Regions from separate parts of the Homo sapiens genome. Here region 2 is linked to region 1. Evidence: chromatin loops called from intact Hi-C (ENCODE). Cell type or tissue: PC-9. All regions are shown on one strand. Links, peaks and the distances in the headings refer to the core of each region. The heading gives the core; the rest is flanking DNA. Region 1 has its middle 120 kb from the start of MOXD1. Region 2 has its middle 5.4 kb from the start of SNORA33.

Region 1 (9,055 bases), core at 255-8,254:
TGTTTCATAGTTAATTGATTTTTTATTTATTTGTTTTCTTTGTCTTTTTTCTCACTGAGTTTCGTTTTGCATAGTCTTTATAGCTGCCTTTAAATTCAATCTTTTCACCAGGAAATATCCCCATCCAGCTTGTTTTTCATCAAAAGCATTGTAATTTTTATCTTTAGAAATTTTAACTGAATTTTTCAATATCGTCTGTGTTTCTCTTACCCAGGCCCAATCTTTCTGCTAGTGTCTTTAACATATGAAATATGGTTATAATAACTATTATAATGCCCTTGTCTACTAATTCGATCACCTTGACATCTTTAGGTCAGTTTCAACTGACTGACTTTTTTTCTCTCATTATGGACTCTATTTTCCTGCTTCTTTGCAAAAATTATTTGCAGTAATTTTTGACTGAATGCCAGATATTTAAAGATTTACCATGTTGGTTGCCAGATGTTTTTATATTAATATAAATATTCTTGAACTTTATTCTGGAACACTCCTAAGTTACTTGGAAAAGGTTTAATCCTCAAATCTGCTTTTATGCTTTGTTGGTGAAAATCGCAGCATTTAGTCTAGGGTTGATTGTTTCCCACTACTGAAGCAAAATTCGTCTCAGTATTCTACCTGATAAATTGTGAGATTTCCACTCTGGCTGTTGTGAACAGGCGCTAGCATTATTCCCAGCTTGTGTGACCTCCAGGCACTGTTCCCTCTAGTCCTTTCAAGTGGTTTTCTCCCTGGCTTCCGCATGAAATGATTCGTAGTCAACTGAATACTTAATGGGGAAAACTCCTGGAATTTTCTCTCCGTGCGTCTCTCTCCTCTCTCATACTCTTCCTGCAAATCCTAGCAGCCTTGACTTTCCCATAATCTCAGCTCTGTCTCCTCATTTCAGACTTCTAGGTGCCAATGTGTAGCATTCTAAATTAACATTCATGAAACTGATAAGCTTACGTGTCAAAAAGCTCATATGGCCTAATATCTGAAATGACTTGGTTTCCACTTAAATTTTTCCTCTTTTCATAAATGTAGGGAAAAGTTTATCTACCTGGTTAATGGGGTTCCTTGGGCCCATGGCAGGAATACAAAGATTCCACCCATTTGACGGGGCCTGGTTTAAAAGCAACTCTAAGACCAGGAGAATGTGCAGAGCCAAAGAAGAGCAGAAAGCCAAAGGCTAAGCCAGATTGGTCCTAGCCATAGGAAGCCGGATACCCAAGCAGAAATGGCCAGCAGATGTCCTTTTCTCAAGGAGACTGTCCCGGGCACTCTTCCTCTTCCCTGATAGCATCAGGCACTCACATTTTTCATAGGTTTCATCTCTCTGTATCCCCTCTATATTTTCTATGGCCTCTGGCCTATAAATTTTACGAAGACATCAATTACATCTATCTTGTTTATTGTCGTCTCACTCGGTCCTAACATACTACCAGGTTCAGAGAAGGTGCTCAACAGACATTTGTTGAAAAAATGCATCTCCTTCATGAATTATTAGAAGAAAAGTCAAATTGCTTCTGAGACCAATCTCATTGACCTTCTCTGTTGCATTCAACAGAATGATTGCTGCAAACTTCTTTCTGCTTCATACTTTTCTCTCCTGGTTATGTTGTCTCTCATCATTGTTTCCCAATCTTTCAGTTTTTCTCAAACCCTGTCCACTCCTTATATCTGGGCTGGCAAACTCAGTAACTGTGGTGGCCAAGAAGGTGATGTGAGCAAGCATTCTTGTTGATTTTAAGAAAATTTGAAATAAAGGAATCCTTAGCCAAATGGGAGAATACAAGTCTCAAGTAGAGGCTTCAATATATTTTTTAACTTAAACAATTCTGAGCTGGCCATAAATATGTTTTTTGCAATTCAGCAGCTTCCAGGCTTAAATGTCAGTGCTCTTCAGCATTTCATTTTCTCCTGAGGGTTCAACATTATTTGTATCTTGATAATTCCTGGCCTCCAAACTGGACTAGACATAGCAACTTGGAGTTATGCATTCATTTCAAATGTATTATATCCCCAACAGAACTCATCTTACTCTATAATTCTTTGTTCTTATCTATTTCCTGCTTTAGTGAATTGGCACCACAGTGTTCTCATTCACATAGCCATAAACTTGGAATTATCATAGATTTCATTCATTTATCCAGTCCTCACAATCTATCTGTCCCTGTGTCTTAAATGCTTCCTGCCATACTCACTGTTAGAGGTTTAACTCAAGTTCTTCTTATCTCTCATCTGTTCTTTTACCGTATTTTCCATTTCAGTGACCCCAAAACCTGGAAGTGAGGGAGAATTACCTGGCGTATTTTGTAAAAATAAATATTCCCAGTCCCCACCTCATACCCATTGAAGCATGAGAGTAGAGGATGAACCTAGAGCATTCCCAAATGATTAACTAACCAATGTGGTGGGTTTTTAAAGATACTCATCAGCCGGGCATGGTGGCAGGCACCTGCAGTCCCAGTTACTTGGGAGGCTGAGGCAGGAGAATGGCGTGAACCCAGGAGGCAGAGCTTGCAGTGAGCCAAGATCGCACCACTGCACTCCAGCCTGGGCAACAGAGTGAGACTCCGTCTCAAAAAAAAAAAAAAGATACTCATCAGTAGTCTGTTTTGTTTGTTTGTTTGTTTGTTTGTTTTTGAGATGGAGTTTCACTCTTGTTGTCCAGGCTGGAGTGCAGTGGCATAATCTCGGCTCACTGCAACCTCCGCCTCCCGGGTTCAAGTGATTCTCCTGCCTCAGCCTCCCAAGTAGCTGGGATTACAGGGGCATGCCACCATGCCTGGCTAATTTCTGCATTTTTAGTAGAGACAGGGTTTTGCCATGTTGCCCAGGCTGGTCTTGAACTCTTGATGTCAGGTGATCCACCCACCTGGGCCTCCCAAAGCGCTGGGATTACAGTCATGAGCCACCGCGCCCAGCCCTCATCAGTAGTTTTATTGTGACATCGTATCAGTATGCATTCCTTACATAAGCCCACTGACGCCCAGGCTGCTCTCTTCTTTTGTCTTTCTAGAAAGTGCAGCACTCTAATGTGACAAAGAGAGACCGCGGCTCCAGTTTCTGCAGTACAGCCCAGAAATGTCTCAAGCTCACGAGACTGTACAAGTCAAAATGCAAATTGAGAGCCAGTATTATGAGTTAGAAAATTATCCAGCTAAGCTCTTCATAATTGAAAACCTAACTGCAACATGAGTAATACAATTATATTCCTTAAAAATTTATCTTTTTCATGGCTTGGACAGGTGGATTGTTATGGATGGATTGCTTAAAATAAAGCTTTCCTTTAGTTTTGCTGAGAGAATTTTAACCTAGTAGTGGAAACAAGTGACAAGGTGCAGCTGAGAATTCTCTACATTGAATGGAGACTCTGCTCAGGGACCGGTGAAAATCCCCCAGATACAAAGAAAATAGCTCTCTGTTTCGTTGAACCAACACTTGATCATCTCTAACAGGAAAACATTCTCTAAAAGAAGAAAATTTTTATAAGTAGAGGGAAAAAAAGAAAACTAAGCTGTTACAAAATTTCTCCATAAAGCTTCTGCTTATGTAAAATATATATATATATATACTTTCAAAGTGACAGTGCTGATTGTCAACTCCAGGTTTTGGGACCGAAGTTGTCTGCGGGTTCCCTGCGGCAGCGCAGCTATAATTGATGAAGAGGCGCCACCGTGTGGCATGGACGAAAAATGACTCGAAGTGGTGACAAACCAGTAAATAGTTGTCACCTTTGTTTTCTTGCCTTTGGAACTATTGAACTCATTACGACTTCCCCGTTTCATCTCCATCCAAATGCAATAGATGCTTGGTGTAAACATTCCTTTTTCAGCCCCTGGAATCTTCTGGGATAAGACAGGACACAGAGCTGTTTCTCAAAGTGAGAATGTTTGCTTCTTTCGGAGTGAATTAGGAGCACAGTGCCCTCTTCTGGTAGATCTGGCACTTTGCAAAGAGAGTCGTAAATTCTTTCCTAAAACAACCCAAAGTAAGACTTAAAAGAAGGACTTCAATATTGCCATATGGTTGGGTGGACATTTGAAGATCTGCATAGGAATCTCAAATGCAATACTAATGGGATTTACTATTATTATTACATAATAAAGACAAGAAATGTTATCTTACTACAGCTTTTTAAAGGAAATTTGTTAGGAAGTATTGCTTTTGGACCCAAACAGTGTTTCCTTCACAGTGTCTTGTGTACATTCGTGGAATATATTGAAAAAAGTGACATGGCCACATATTTCTATTCACTTCAAACTGAAACAACTAAACAAACAATAAAATGCACCCAAATTCATTATTCATGTCCATTTGTAAGAAACGCTGCTAAATTAAAATTTTCAGTCTCAAGAAACTGAATGCTTGGCAAGTGTCTGGCATAATGGAAACACATTGGCACCATTGATTTTTTAAATAAATAGGAAGCTTCGCATTATATTATCTGTCTTCAAGAATTCAGATATGGTCCTTCTCATGAAATAGATGGGTTAGGCAATGAAAGCTGCGCACATTAATTTCTATATTTTAAGTATGCTTAAAGGAAGTTTATTACACTAGAAGGTAAAGCCCTTGTTTTCCAGGAATGCACTGACTACTGACTAAAGAAGCAGACAACTACCTACTATATTTTATTTTTTAAAAAATGAATCAGATTGTTCAACAAAGTGAATTTATCTAATAATAAACTACATGTTAATTTAGTTTTCCCCAAAGGAGATATACTTCTATGGCTAATTTTGTTATTTTCTCAACTTTTACAATAAAGAGAGTATAAATGAAAATGTAACTAATATAAAATTGTTTGCATGTTATGGCCATCCTATGACGCTTATTCCTGCCTTCTGAATAGTTATATAAGGTAGAATTTTGAGATCATAAGACATCCAGAGATGAGAAGTTTCCTTTTTCATTTAATTACCTTAGTACACAATCTTCAGAACAAAGTAGGTGACATTGACTTCTACACTAGGGGACTGCTGTTAGCCATTCTGCAGTGTTCTGGGAGCTATTTAGGACCTGGAAACTGGCAGACCAATTCTGGGAGGATCAGATTCTGCAAGACAAAATACACATAGGAAATTGCTAGAAGAGAGGGTTTTGAATGTTCCCAACACAAAGAAATGATAAATATTTGAGGGGATGGAGTGCTAATTACCCTGATTTTTATCATTACACATTGTATACATGTATCAAAATATCACGCTATACTCTATAAATATGTAAAATTATTATATGCCAATTAAAAATAACAGTTAAAAATTACCCATAGGATTTTGCTTCCTCAAGTTGAGGACTCTGAGGTTGAATTTAAGGCACACCTCACATAAGAATAATTTAACTTAGGGCCATGCATGGTGTCTCACACCTGTAATCCCGGAAGTTTGGGAGTCTGAGCTGGGTGGATCAACTGAGGTCAGGAGTTGGAGACCAGCCTGGCCAACATGGTGCCCAGTTTCTACCAAAAAAATTCAAAAAATTAGCCGAGCACAGTGGTGCACGCCTGTAGTCCCAGCTACTTGGGAGGCTGATGCAGGAGAATTACTTGAACCTGGGAGACAGCGGTTGCAGTGAGCTGAGATTGTGCCACTGCACTCCAACCTGGGTGACAAAGCAAGACTGTCTCCCCACAGGCCACCCCCCGCCCCCCAAAAAAGAATACTTTAATTCAGAAAGAATAAAGCATGCCAAGAGTTAAATTTGCCCTTTTCCACAGAACAGATGGTGCCTGTTTCTGGGACACAAAGCCAGACAAGAGTTTCTTAATGTGTTTTTCTCTTTGGTTTTAATTTGAAGGTTCTAGAAAGATGGTAGTTTGAAACTTTCTCCCACACTGGTCAGGTTTAATACCTGACTTTCCATTATTCCTTTCATGCAGTGAATCTGATACTCTCCTATAAGCTCAGCATATTCCAGGTACTTAGAGAACGGTAGAGCAAGGGGAGGAAATATTCAATCTGTTTTTCAAGATTTATAGTCTGGTCAAAGCAATGTCTCCATATAAGAAGCAATGAGGCACAGTAAAAAATGAAATACATTGGCTGTCCTGCAAGCCAGGGGAAGGAATGGAGTTCTACCCAGTGAGTGTTTTCCAAGGCCACACTTTTCACGTCCATTTTCTCTTTCAACCCTGAAAAGTCTGTAAGGAATTTCCAGACATACAAGTGTATGATGTGAAAGGTCACATACCAGTCAGGCAGAGAATCTGGAATAATAATAACAAAGATTCTAATGATATAATGCAATAGGGTTTGGCTGTGTCCCCACCCAAATCTCACCTTGAATTGTAATAATTCACATGTGTCAAGGGCAGGGCCAGGTGGAGATAACTGAATCATGGGGGCAGTTTCCCCCATACTGTTCTCATGGTGATGAATAAGTCTCATGAGTTCTGATGGTTTTATAAATGGGAGTTCCCCTGCACAAGCTTTTTCCTACTGCCACGTAAGACGTGGCTTTGCTCCTCCTTGCCTTCCACCATGATTGTGAGGCCTCCCCAGCCATGTGGAAGTGTGAGTCCATTAAACCTCTTTCCTTTATAAGTTGCCCAGTCTTGGGTATGTCTTTATTAGCAGCATGAGAACAGACTAATACATTGTGATAATAACTAGGAGACAGACTTTATTGAGGTTAATTTACATGACATTTACTATACTATATAACCATCCTATGAGGTAGGTACAATTATTTTTAATGTTGTAGATGAGAACACTGAAGTTTAGTGAGATTAGAAAATTTCTCTTTATTCCTTCCTCCAAAATAATAAAGAATACTCAGTGAGGATTTAGACTCTGTTCCATCTGAGCATTAGATCCATGTTCTTGGGTCTCTGCTAGGATGCTCTCTTGTCTGGACACTGAAGCCCACAAGTCAGACACTACTGCACCATCTTCAACATTTCTTCTCCGACAGCATGAACCATTATGCCAATAAGAGTTCGGGGGAAATCCTAGAGGCTGAAAAGTTATTTGGATCAAGACACAATATCTTCAGGTGCTTTCTGTTCCAAACCAAATATCTCTCAAAGGTTTAATTCTTTAGCTAGTGTTTCCCACTGGTCACCAGAAAAGAGATCCCTGGCCAAATAAAGTTTGCAACATTGCAACAGTTCAGCAACATTAAAAAGACGGTGTTATTTGTTGTTTTTAATTTTAGGAATTTTCAGTATCATTAAATAGTGATAGCACTATAAACTGTAATACTACTTAATTGTAATACTACTACTTAATTCTAATACTACTTGTTAACATTTGTTGCACATATGTGATACAGCAGGCATTTTGCAAAACATTTAATATAGGGCACCTAATTTAGTGCTCACAAAAATAATAAGAGGAAGAAACTGTTATTAGCCCCCATGTTATGAATGAGAAAATGGAGGCAGAGAAGTTAAGTAGCTTGTCCAGGGGAAGAACTACCTGTGATCATTATAAATCTCCATATGGCCTGGTGTAAGCTTCAGTTCACAGTTCAAATTTCCCAAGCATATTTGAATTTTGAACCCTATTTGCTACAGTGAATCATGAGATTAGTTTCTTCAGGAGATACTTCGATAAATGCCACTGTTAACAAGTAATACTAATATCGAGAAGCACCCTGTTGCCAGCCCAGTACTGAATGCCTTGAATAGAATATTTAATTACTCCTGGGATAAGAGTATAATCTTTTTTAGGATGAAAAAACAAAGTCTCAAAGCAGGTAAGAGATTTGCCCAAGATTAGGAGGCAAGTGAGGAACAGCGCTCCCCAGGCTGTGCCTCTGAGCCCATGTCACTTTCTCTCCTGCCACATCGCTCTACCGGCAGCCATATTGTTGTGCTTTGGCCCAACTTCCTGCTTTCTAGGAAGCGGAATATTGATTTGAAGAGATCCAGAAAGAGACTAGAGCCCTGGAGAGGAAGGATCACAGAGCATGGGAATGTTTTGTCAGCAGAAGGCAAGACTCTCTGTGGGTCTGCATGGGACACAGGAGAGAGGCTGGTAATGGAGAGGGGAGGGCACCAGGGCCAGTCTTGACCAGACGGCAGGAAATCACCTCAGGCCAAAGGGATTGTGGGTGAGGGGAGGAGATCCAAAGTGAAAAGTTTGTGCTGGGGCTTGGAGTCAGCCTGGGGTAAGTGAGGAAATTCCTTAGAGGTCTAACATGACTTTAACAACCTCTCTGAGGAGACCAAATGCCATTCTTAGGGAGCCTGCAGGACCGCAACTGCTATCCCGTGGGGCAAACTTCCTGCCTGCCGGCCCCAGCTGCACCAGGCTGTGTGGGAGAGGGGGTGCCTCTGAACTGGTCTCAGAGGATCCGGCTCCTTCACTGCGTTCTCCCTGAAGAAAGCTTATTGGAAAGGAAGGCACCTTTGTCCTAGAAGGGCAATATTAGGAGGACCTATAGATAACAGACACAAACACTGGGAGGCTTTATTTCCGTGTTAGCTTTCCTAGGACTCAGGGTGCAAACACCAGATAGCTAGCGCCCGTAGAGGAAAAATTCACAAAAAGAACCTTTCTATTTGTGGTTCACACCTGGAATTACTGGAGTAAAAAGCTCTGTTCACTGAAATTTCCACTATTGGCTCATTACTAATGAGTTACACATTTAAGACACAACACGTATAAATCCTTCAAGATGCCAAAGACAACTTGCCCCAGGGATAGCAAGGAAAGCAGTGTGCTGAGGAAGGAACGGGGAGCTCTGCTGACGGTGTTACCTCCCTAGCCAGGACTTGAGGAACTTCAGTTAATTTTAGCACATTTGCTAGTAGGAAACACTGTGTGTCGGGGGCACCTCTCCTGTCCAGGCTGGAATGTGGCTCCGGAGAGGAGAGGAGACCCACTCATTTGGTCTGGCTGGCTGGTGAAGAAAAGGAACAGAATGTGCTTCTTCTGCAGCCGCTTGGACCCTCCTGCCACGGCACTAACTGTTCAGGGTCTTTTCCAGTACTATTAATATTCTGGAAAATTCCCTGGCTTATAAAATTGGAGAGGTAAAAACTTTTTCCTTTTCTTACAGAACTATGGAAGAGCAGGAGTAAATCACGTCATGACCACGTTTCTCAAACTGGGCATTACAAACC
Region 2 (9,055 bases), core at 750-8,749, 540 kb before region 1:
TTATTAAATATATTGCTTTTTTTTTTTTTTTTTTTGAGACGGAGTCTCGCTCTGTCACCCAGGCTGGAGTGCCGTGGCGCGATCTTGGCTCACTGCAAGCTCCGCCTCCCGGGTTCACGCCATTCTCCTGCCTCAGCCTCCGGAATAGCTGGGACTAGAGGCGCCCACCATCATGCCCGGCTAATTTTTTTGTATTTTTAGTAGAGACGGGGTTTCATCGTGTTAACCAGGATGGTCTCGATCTCCTGACCTCGTGATCCGCCCGCCTCTGCCTCCCAAAGTGCTGGGATTACAGGCGTGAGCCACCGCGCCCGGCCCTAATTTTCAAATTAGAATGTCTTAGTAGGAGAATAGAGTTAAAGTGCACAGGTAGAGGAACATTTTATTTGCTGCCTTAAAGATTTTCAGCACAAGTACAAATCCGTGAACTGACAATGATTGTAAGTTCTTTTCACTTCAATAAAATGCTATTTCAATTGAGACTTTCTGTGATCTCCAGAGAAAACAGTTACTCAGTTCTATCCAATGCAGTGAAAGTGGAATCAGTCAGATAATATTCAGTTTATTTACATTTTCTTTTTTTTTTTTTCGAAACAGAGTCTCGCTCTGTGGCCAGGCTGGAGTGCAGTGGCACAATCTCGGCTCACTGCAACCTCCGCCTCCCGGGTTCAAGTGATTCTCCTGCCTCAGTCTCCTGAGTAGCTGGGACTACAGGCACCCGCCACCACGCCTAGCTAATTTTTGTCTTTTTATTAAAGATGGGGTTTCACCATGTTGGCCAAGATGGTCTCGATCTCTTGACCTCGTGATCCATCCGCTTCAGCCTCCCAAAGTGCTAGGATTACAGGCATGAGCCACCGCACCCGGCCTATTTATATTTATTTTCAACTAACGATTGCATCAAGCTGAATTTCCAAAATAAAAAGTGAATGCTGGCATTTTGTTTTCATTTTTTAACTTGAGAAAATCACCAGCGTGGGGCAAAAAAAATAACAAGAATCCTCTGTACTAATTTATAGTGACCTGAACATTTTTCTCTCCCTCTGTCTCCCTCCCTCTCCATCCCTCCCTCACTTTCTCTGTCTCTTTTTCCCACTGCCTCCTCCCCAACACCAGCAAGAAATACAGCTTTTTTTTTTTTTTTTTTTTGGAGATGGAGTCTCATTCTGTCACCCAGGCTGCAGTGCAACCTCTGCCTGTCAGGTTCAAGTGATCCTCCCACCTCAGCCTCCTGAATAGCTGGGATACAGGCATGTGCCACCGTGCCTGGCTAATTTTTGTATTTTTAGTAGACACAGGGTTTAATCATGCTGGCCAGGCTGGTCTTGAACTCCTGACCTCAGGTGATCTGCCCACCGCCTCAGCCTCCCAAAGTGCTGGGATTACAGGCATGAGCCACTGCACCCAGCCTAATACTTCTGCTTTTAAAGCATTACCTCCATTTGCTGCAAATAAACTTTGAACACGGACTTTAAAAGTGTCCCGTACTGGGATGTATTGGATTCATTGGCCAGGCAGGTTTCTGACTCACAAAAGGTCGTGTTGTTGCCCATTGCTATGACAGGAGAAACACCTTCGCAGTTTTACTGCAATATAGAAGTTTATTTGAAGACCAGCTCACTTCTTATCGGTTTTATTTTTACTGCAACCCAACACAGTAGTGTCAAACCAAAGTGACTGTTAAACTTCATCTGTCCTGTATTCTATACCGAGCATTTCCAGAAGGCAGCAGTGCAACCCAAAATACTTTGAATGAGACTCACTTCACGAGACAACACTAGGCAACAACAAAGTTAATATGACAAGTCCGCCTTTTATGCCTTGATGATGCTACTAAAAAATCTAACAGATTTATTGTATATCATTTCCTCTTCACATACAACTCTGAATTCTGCTTTTGCACTTTAGCATCGTTCACATTATGTTATCATTTTCATTATTTTAGAGTAAACTTTTCTAGAGTCTTCACATGATAGAAATTTGGAATATAATATTTTGAAAAGGATAATTTTATTTCAAAATGAAGCTTGTGGGGAAATGTAGAAAAGGTTTTAATTTCTTCTTAAATTATATGTGTATTTCCTCCTGAAAGAGTGGCATAGCTGCATCACGTTACGACCCTCGTGGGGCTAAGTACCTCCCTGCAAGACACAACATGTACCCATTTAGCAAAACATCTGCTGACTCCTAGAATCCATCAAGTTTATCCAGCTTCAAATCTACAGGAGAAGGCAGGCTTTTTAATTTGTAGCATTTTATATGCTAATATTTTATTTTCCCCTTATGGATCTCATATTTATTTTTTTTTAATGTGCATTTTGCTTCTTTTCACCTGGGGGCAGCACTGTGAAATATCACAGACCTTTGACTCGGTATTTCTCTAACGAGCCAACCAAGTACAAACAGGATTTTTATATCCATTTGTAAATTTTAGTTGGGGGTAGTTGAGAGAAGGAAAAATAAAAAGACAAATACTACATTTGTGTAAGGTTTAATTCACATCACTCATATAATTCCGTGCTGTTGGCATATGTCTCGATAAATAAGCTTCAAAAAAGAACTTATTGCAATGTAAAAATAGTTTCTCTGAATTCACATGCTTTTTACTGTTCCCAGGTCTCACAATGGCCTTTAAACGTATTTTTTCAGCTTCTTAGAGCCATGTACTCCATATTGTGATAGGATATGTTTCTATGCCCTGCTCCCTAGAGTGGAGCTGGAGAGAAAGGAAGTTGAGACAGCTTGGCTCCACACTCGACTCAAAGCAGCCCAACCTAGAGACTTACTTTCGTTGCCAGAGGAAAAGGAACCTTAAAAAATAGAGGGTGAAAAAAGGCTGAGGAGTTTAAGACTGAAAAGAAAGCCCACAAACAAACAATTGAAATATCTGAGTTCCTACTACACCACGCACTGTCCTAGGCACGGGAGATAAAGGCTCAGAACATAGATGATGCTTCCATGGAGCTATGGTGTGGAGAATTTAATCTCCAAAGTATACCCCTTGCCTTGATCATCTCCAAATTATGCCCATTTTCCAGAATAGGCTTTCTCTGGAAACTTGTTCTTCGGGTAGTTCTAGGCATATTCTCAGTATGGTGGAGAAAACATTGAAAATCAACGGTTTAAATTTTTATAATTTATTTGTATTTCACACATATATATTGCAATTGAGCAAAATTAGTAACCTTGGAAGAAAGATAAAAAACAGCCAGTGTCCACTGGTGGTTACAGAATTCTAATTGATATCATTTATAAAACTTAAACTGGCCGGGCGCAGTGGCTCACGGCTGTAATCCCAGCACTTTGGGAGGCCGAGGCAGGCAGATCATGAGGTCAGGAGATCGCGACCATCCTGGCTAACACGGTGAAACCCCGTCTCTACTAAAAATACAAAAAAAATTAGCCGGGCGTGGTGGCGGGCGCCTGTAGTCCCAGCTACTCGGGAGACTGAGGCAGGAGAATGGCGTGAACCCGCGAGGCGGAGCTTGCAGTGAGCCGAGATCGCACCACAGTACTCCAGCCTGGGCAACAAAGCGATACTCTGTCTCAAAAAAAAAAAAAAAAAAAAAAAAAAAAAAAAACTTGAACTACTTAACTACTTAAAATTACAACTAATTGAAATAATGTTATGTGAGTTAGAAAATTAATGCCAATGTCCTTTAGTATTTAAAAAGTTTAAATGTAAATGGTCTAAGAGCAAGGCTAATTTGGTATTGTTATTATTATTGGAAGCTTTCATTAAACTCAATCCAAATGATGGATAACAGTTTGTAAAAAGCAAATAAATGCAACCAGAAATAGTAAACTAAGCTCAACAATATCCTATAATCTCTATTCCTACAAACAGAATTCTCAAAATCTTCACAGAATGCGATAAGAATCTTTTCCTAGGGTGAACCTGCTATAGTCCCTGCTTCTTACCTTGTCTTCCTGTTTTTCACTGACCTGTCCCTCAGCTGGCATCAGTTTCTTACTGCCCTCTGCTGGCTAGGCATGAATTCATTCGTTTTAAGCAGTTTTGTTTTTACAACTTAAAGTACAGACAAGTATATAAACTCACTTGATTCACAAAACATAAATTTTTAAAAAGATTATTAATGGCACTCAAAATTAACCCCAAGAATGTACTGTATCTTTATTTCATTTAATTTAAAATGTTTTATTGGCATTTGGCCTTCTTTCTCAGTGCCTGCTTGGGTTTCTTCCAAGTAAACTTTCCTTTAAAAAATAAAAATAAATATTTTACTTCAAAAGCAATACATGTTGATTAGAGGAAAAAGAAAACAAGCAAATGGAAAACCTTCCTAGAAACATTAACACCTTGATGTATACCCTTCCAACCTGTCTTCTCTGCCAGCATGTACCTTTATATTCTTTTTTTTTTTTTTTTTTTTTTTTTTTTTTTTTTTTTTTTGAGACTGAGTCTCCCTCTGTTGCCCAGGCTGGAGCGCAATGTGCGATCTTGGCTCACTGCAACCTCTGCCTCCTGGGTTCAAGAGATTCTCCCACCTCAGCCTCCCGAGTAGCTGGGATTACAGGCGCCTGCCACCATGCCTAGCTAATTTTTGTATTTTTGGTAGAGATGGGGTTTCACCATGTTGGCCAGGCTGGTCTTGAACTCCTGACCTCAGGTGATCCGCGCCCACCTTGGCCTCCCAAAGTGCTAGGATTACAGGCATGAGCCACCACTCTCGGCCCCTTTATATTCTATATTATTTTAGTATTTCCTCCTTTTCTTTTTCTAGAAAATGCTATCCTATTGTACGTTCAACTACTTTTCAAAACATGTATATTAACAAATGCCCTTCTATACTATTTCAGTGGCACCCTAATATCCCATTAAGTAAACATATATTTTATTCAATTCTCCATCAACACAAAGTATTGTAGCTCTGTGATGAATATACTTACAGCTATGCCTATTCTTTTATTTGAAATTGGCCTAATAAAGGTTTTCTAAACTAAAACATTCTGAATTGATGCTTTACGATTTTTTCTCTCCCTGGCTGGGTACAGTGGCTCACACCTGTAATCTCAGCACTTTGGGAGGCCGAGGCAGGCGGATCACGAGGTCAGGAGTTTGAGACCAGCCTGGCCAATATGGTGAAACCCCGTCTCTACTAAAAATACAAAAATTAGCCAGGCATGGTGGCGCATGCCTGTAGTCCCAGTTACTTGGGAAGCTGAGGCAGAATCACTTGAACCCGGGAGGCGGAGGCTGCAGTGAGCCGAGATTGTGCCACTGCAATCCAGCCTGGGTGACACAGCGAGACTGTCTCAAAAAAAACAAAAAACAAACCAAAAAAAAAACCAAAAATTTTTTTCTCTCCCTTTATCATCAAAAAGTGAAAGGCAAATAGAACCTCACTGATTGGTAGGGTCTCAGGAGGATCACCAGGGTTTCTATCTTCACAATCTTTGTCACTCAGTTTGGTTAATTCATATTTAAAAAACGAACTCAAAAGAGATGGAAAAATACAACAAAAAGACACTTCTGTCTCTTCTCTGGCACATTTCCTTCCAAAAACTAAGGTACTGTGGAAGCCAAATTAAAAGTGTGGTGATGAAGACCGTCACTGAACATTTAGCAAAAAAAAAAAAAAAGAAAGGAAGAAAGAGGAGGAGGAAAAGGGGAGAAAAAATACTCTGAGGAATGTTTTACACAAAGTAGGGAAGAGCTTAGAAAACTGCCCATCAACATAGGTGAAGAATCCTTAGGAGGAAGATTCATCCTCCTCCCCAGTATTTGTAAGCCTTCCCAAGCAAAAGCCAGATTTGAATACAACTTATCAACACACTAAGATTATGATCTGTAAACTCTGGGAAAAGAGCTGGCTGAAACATCTCACTTATGATAAAGCAATTTGAATTGAGATGTACTGTTATATTTGAAGTGTCAAAACATGTTTTCAAAAAGGAACTCATGATTTATTTTTGCCTGGGATCGGCTTGGTCCCAATCCTTCTGAACATTCTGATGTGTCGATACTTCTATATCCCAAGCCACCAGCAGTGAGTCAGACTGGTGCCCTGAGTGAGTCTGGTGGCCTCTCCCCAGGTCACCTCCTTAACCACGCCATCTCTTTTGCTAGGACTTACTGCTGAAGTTGTTCTTCTAGCACATGGATTGACCTTTCTGAAAATGCCTGGCTGGGAGGACAATGCTGTACCCTTCTCTGCCATCAGCCTGTCCCATCCTTTTCCTGGAGTGGTGATGGCTACTGACCTTATTCCTTGACTACATAGTCTCTTCTCTCTCAGTGGCTCTCAGGAGTACTTGTGATTAACATAGTCCTTGAGCACAACTCTTTAAATAACGAACTCATTTAAAAAAAGAAATTCAAACTCCATTAAGGGCTAGTCCTCAGTAAGCCTAGCAGATGTTTCCACACTTTCCTACGGTTTATAAGCTGTCTATGTAATGCTTCTGTTGCCTCAACAATCCAGTTAAAGACTGACAGTACTTGTTTATAACAGCAGTCTAATACAGCCTTTTTACAATTTCTCTTTAGATGTTTTTTTTTTTTTTTGAGATGGAGTCTTGCCCTGTCTCCCAGGCTGGAGTGCAATGGCGCGATCTTGTCTCACTGCAACCTCCACGTCCCGGGGTTCAAATGATTCTCCTGCCTCAGCCTCCCGAGTAGCTGGGATTACAGGCACCCACCACCACACCCAGCTATTTTTTGTATTTAGTAGAGACAGGGTTTCACCCTGTTGGCCAGGCTGGTCTCAAACTCCCTGATCTCGTGAGCCGCCCGCCTTGGCCTCCCAAAGTGCTGGGATTAAGGGGTGAGCCATCGCGCTTGGCCTCTCATTCATTTTTTAAAGCATTTAAAGTGGTTTATCAGAAATACATAGAATACGCTAATAAAATCACAATGAGGCAAAAAAAAAAAAAAAAAAAGAATAAAGAACAGAAAGAAAATTGAGTCTTTCATTTGGAGGCTCTTACAGCCAAAGAAAACAGGCAGTCACAAGTCTCATTGTCCATGGGTGCAAGAAAACATCAAGTGCTAGGCTCAAACAGCTCTCCTTTTGGGTTCATGAGGGATGTCCTCAACAAGATTCTGAGCACACACAGCAACCAATGTCATAAAACAATTTTCCCCCATAAAACAATGAAGACATCTGCTTCTGTCCTGGCACTTTTGCTTCAGTGGGCTCCCCAGTGAATTCCATATAAGCTACACAGGCAAATCACACTCTGAAGCCGACATTACATTTGCACTGAGTTTTGAAGAATGAGTAGGAGATATCTAGATGGAGAAAAGTAGAGGTACTTCAAACAGAACAAACCAAAGTTATGAAGAGATGGACATGATCACTTTTCAATAACTGTAACTCAGAAGTCTGGATGAGTAACTGGAGTGGAGTGACTCATGTCTTGAAAATCATCTGGATGAGACTGACAGTAGTAAGACCTATACAGCGCAGGTAGGAGTTGAGGATGCCAAGGCCTTTGGCTTGGGAAAGTGGTACGCAGTAACAAGTGATAATGAATGCAGTATGGTGCATACCACACAGTCAGCTTTCTTTTCCTCTAACAAAAACATGTTAGTGATGGTAAAGTTCACTTCAAGGCACGCAAAATTTGAAGAGCAAGTGGGTCTTCCTTGGGAAATTGTCTGGTACAGCTTAGAGTTGATCAAAGAAAACAAAATAGACTTGGGAATCAGGGGAAGCTGTGGGAGTGGGAGAATGTCTCAGGAAGGCTGCAGAGAAGCAAACATGCTCACCTGAACTCTGGAAACTATTACAATTGAAAGCACAGGCAGAATAAGAGAAAGAACTGAAATGTGGTAAAGGTCAAAATGCTAACACAACAGTACTTAAAATCCTGGAGGTCAGGAAAAGGCTGTGATTGAGCCACTGCATTTGACCAGAAGCTGCTGGAGGACAACAGCCAGAAAACCGACAAAGTCTGAGGATGGAGACATTTTAATGACTTGGAGCAAACACAGAGCAACAGTAAGGGAAGATGCAGAGTTCAAGGTTAGATTTGGGGCCAGGTACAGTGGCTCATTCCTGTAATCCCAGCACTTTGGGAGGCCAATCCAACACCTGAGGTCAGGAGCTCCAGACCAGCCTGGCCAACATGGTGAAACCCCATCTCTGCTAAAAATACAAAAATTAGCTGGGCATGGTGGCATGCGCCTGTAATCCCAGCTACTCTGGAGGCAGAGGTTGCAATGAGTTGAAATCGTGCCACTGCACTCCAGCCTGGGTGACAGAGTGAAGACTGTCTCAAAAAACAAAACAAAAACAACAAAAAAACTTGGGAGATTAACATTCCTTCTGACTTTGGTGTTTTGCAGCTGAGATGACAGTGGACATGGAAACACCAAAACAAAACAAAAAAATCTGAGCCTGGACAATGTGGTGAAACCCCATCTCCACCAAAAAATATGCAACAGGCACTCAAAAATGTCTACATAGATTGGTCATACAAGGAAACTAGAATTCAAAGTGAACTTTCCTCAGAAAAGCCAGAGTACATGAGGTTGACAATTTCAATGTTAACACACAGTTCCAGGTTATACACACTTCAGAAAAAATCTCTCAGAGCTCCTTGCTTTCCATGAGGGTACTCAATGTCACTACCATGCTAAGGTCAACCAGCTTTAGCTATAACTACCAAACCAACCAGTACGGGAGACCCTACTCGGAGATTCTCAATCAAGGTTTAAGACGCAAAGAAAAACCTTGGTATAGTCTTCAAAACCAGGATTGGCCAAGTATATGGCCTCACAACATTCTTTTAACGGTACCTTTATCCAAGTTTAAAATACACCAAACACCAGCCATGGCTTCTCTCACTGCGATTTCTAGGGACTGGGGTGCATTCAAGCCCCTCTCGCTCCTGCACAAAAGGCCAGGAATGGTGGCTCACACTTGTAATCCCAGCACTTTGGAAGGCTGAAGCTGGTGGATCACCTGCTGTCTAAGTTCTAGACCATCCTGGCCAAATATGGTGAAACCCCATCTCTACTAAAAACACAAAAAAATTGCCAGGCATCTGTAATCCTAGCTGCTTGGGAGGCTGAGGCACGAGAATC

The links. Hi-C counts contacts between places; a loop is a spot of excess contacts. Peaks named below come from ENCODE experiments on the same cell type or tissue, not always from the same donor. Only the 100,000 strongest peaks of a DNase experiment are listed, where the experiment ranks them.
Region 2: a loop joins it to region 1, with 13 times the contacts of the local background. A loop is called at or near these places in 2 of 110 quality-filtered maps.

The regions. Positions count from the first base shown.
Region 1 is chr6:132,274,553-132,283,607 of GRCh38, reverse strand. No RefSeq gene overlaps it. Among named protein-coding and RNA genes, the nearest start is that of MOXD1, 120 kb to the left of the region's middle. In PC-9, for the core only: CTCF peaks have their summits at 3,588 and 3,809; a DNase peak (open chromatin) is centred at 3,837; H3K4me3 peaks cover 418 bases.
Region 2 is chr6:132,818,080-132,827,134 of GRCh38, reverse strand. No RefSeq gene overlaps it. Among named protein-coding and RNA genes, the nearest start is that of SNORA33, 5.4 kb to the right of the region's middle. RefSeq lists enhancers at 6,248-6,317, 7,587-7,636. In PC-9, for the core only: CTCF peaks have their summits at 3,780 and 3,987 (motif pointing left); DNase peaks (open chromatin) are centred at 3,964, 6,027, 7,404, 8,374 and 2 weaker places; H3K4me3 peaks cover 304 bases; H3K27ac peaks cover 3,318 bases.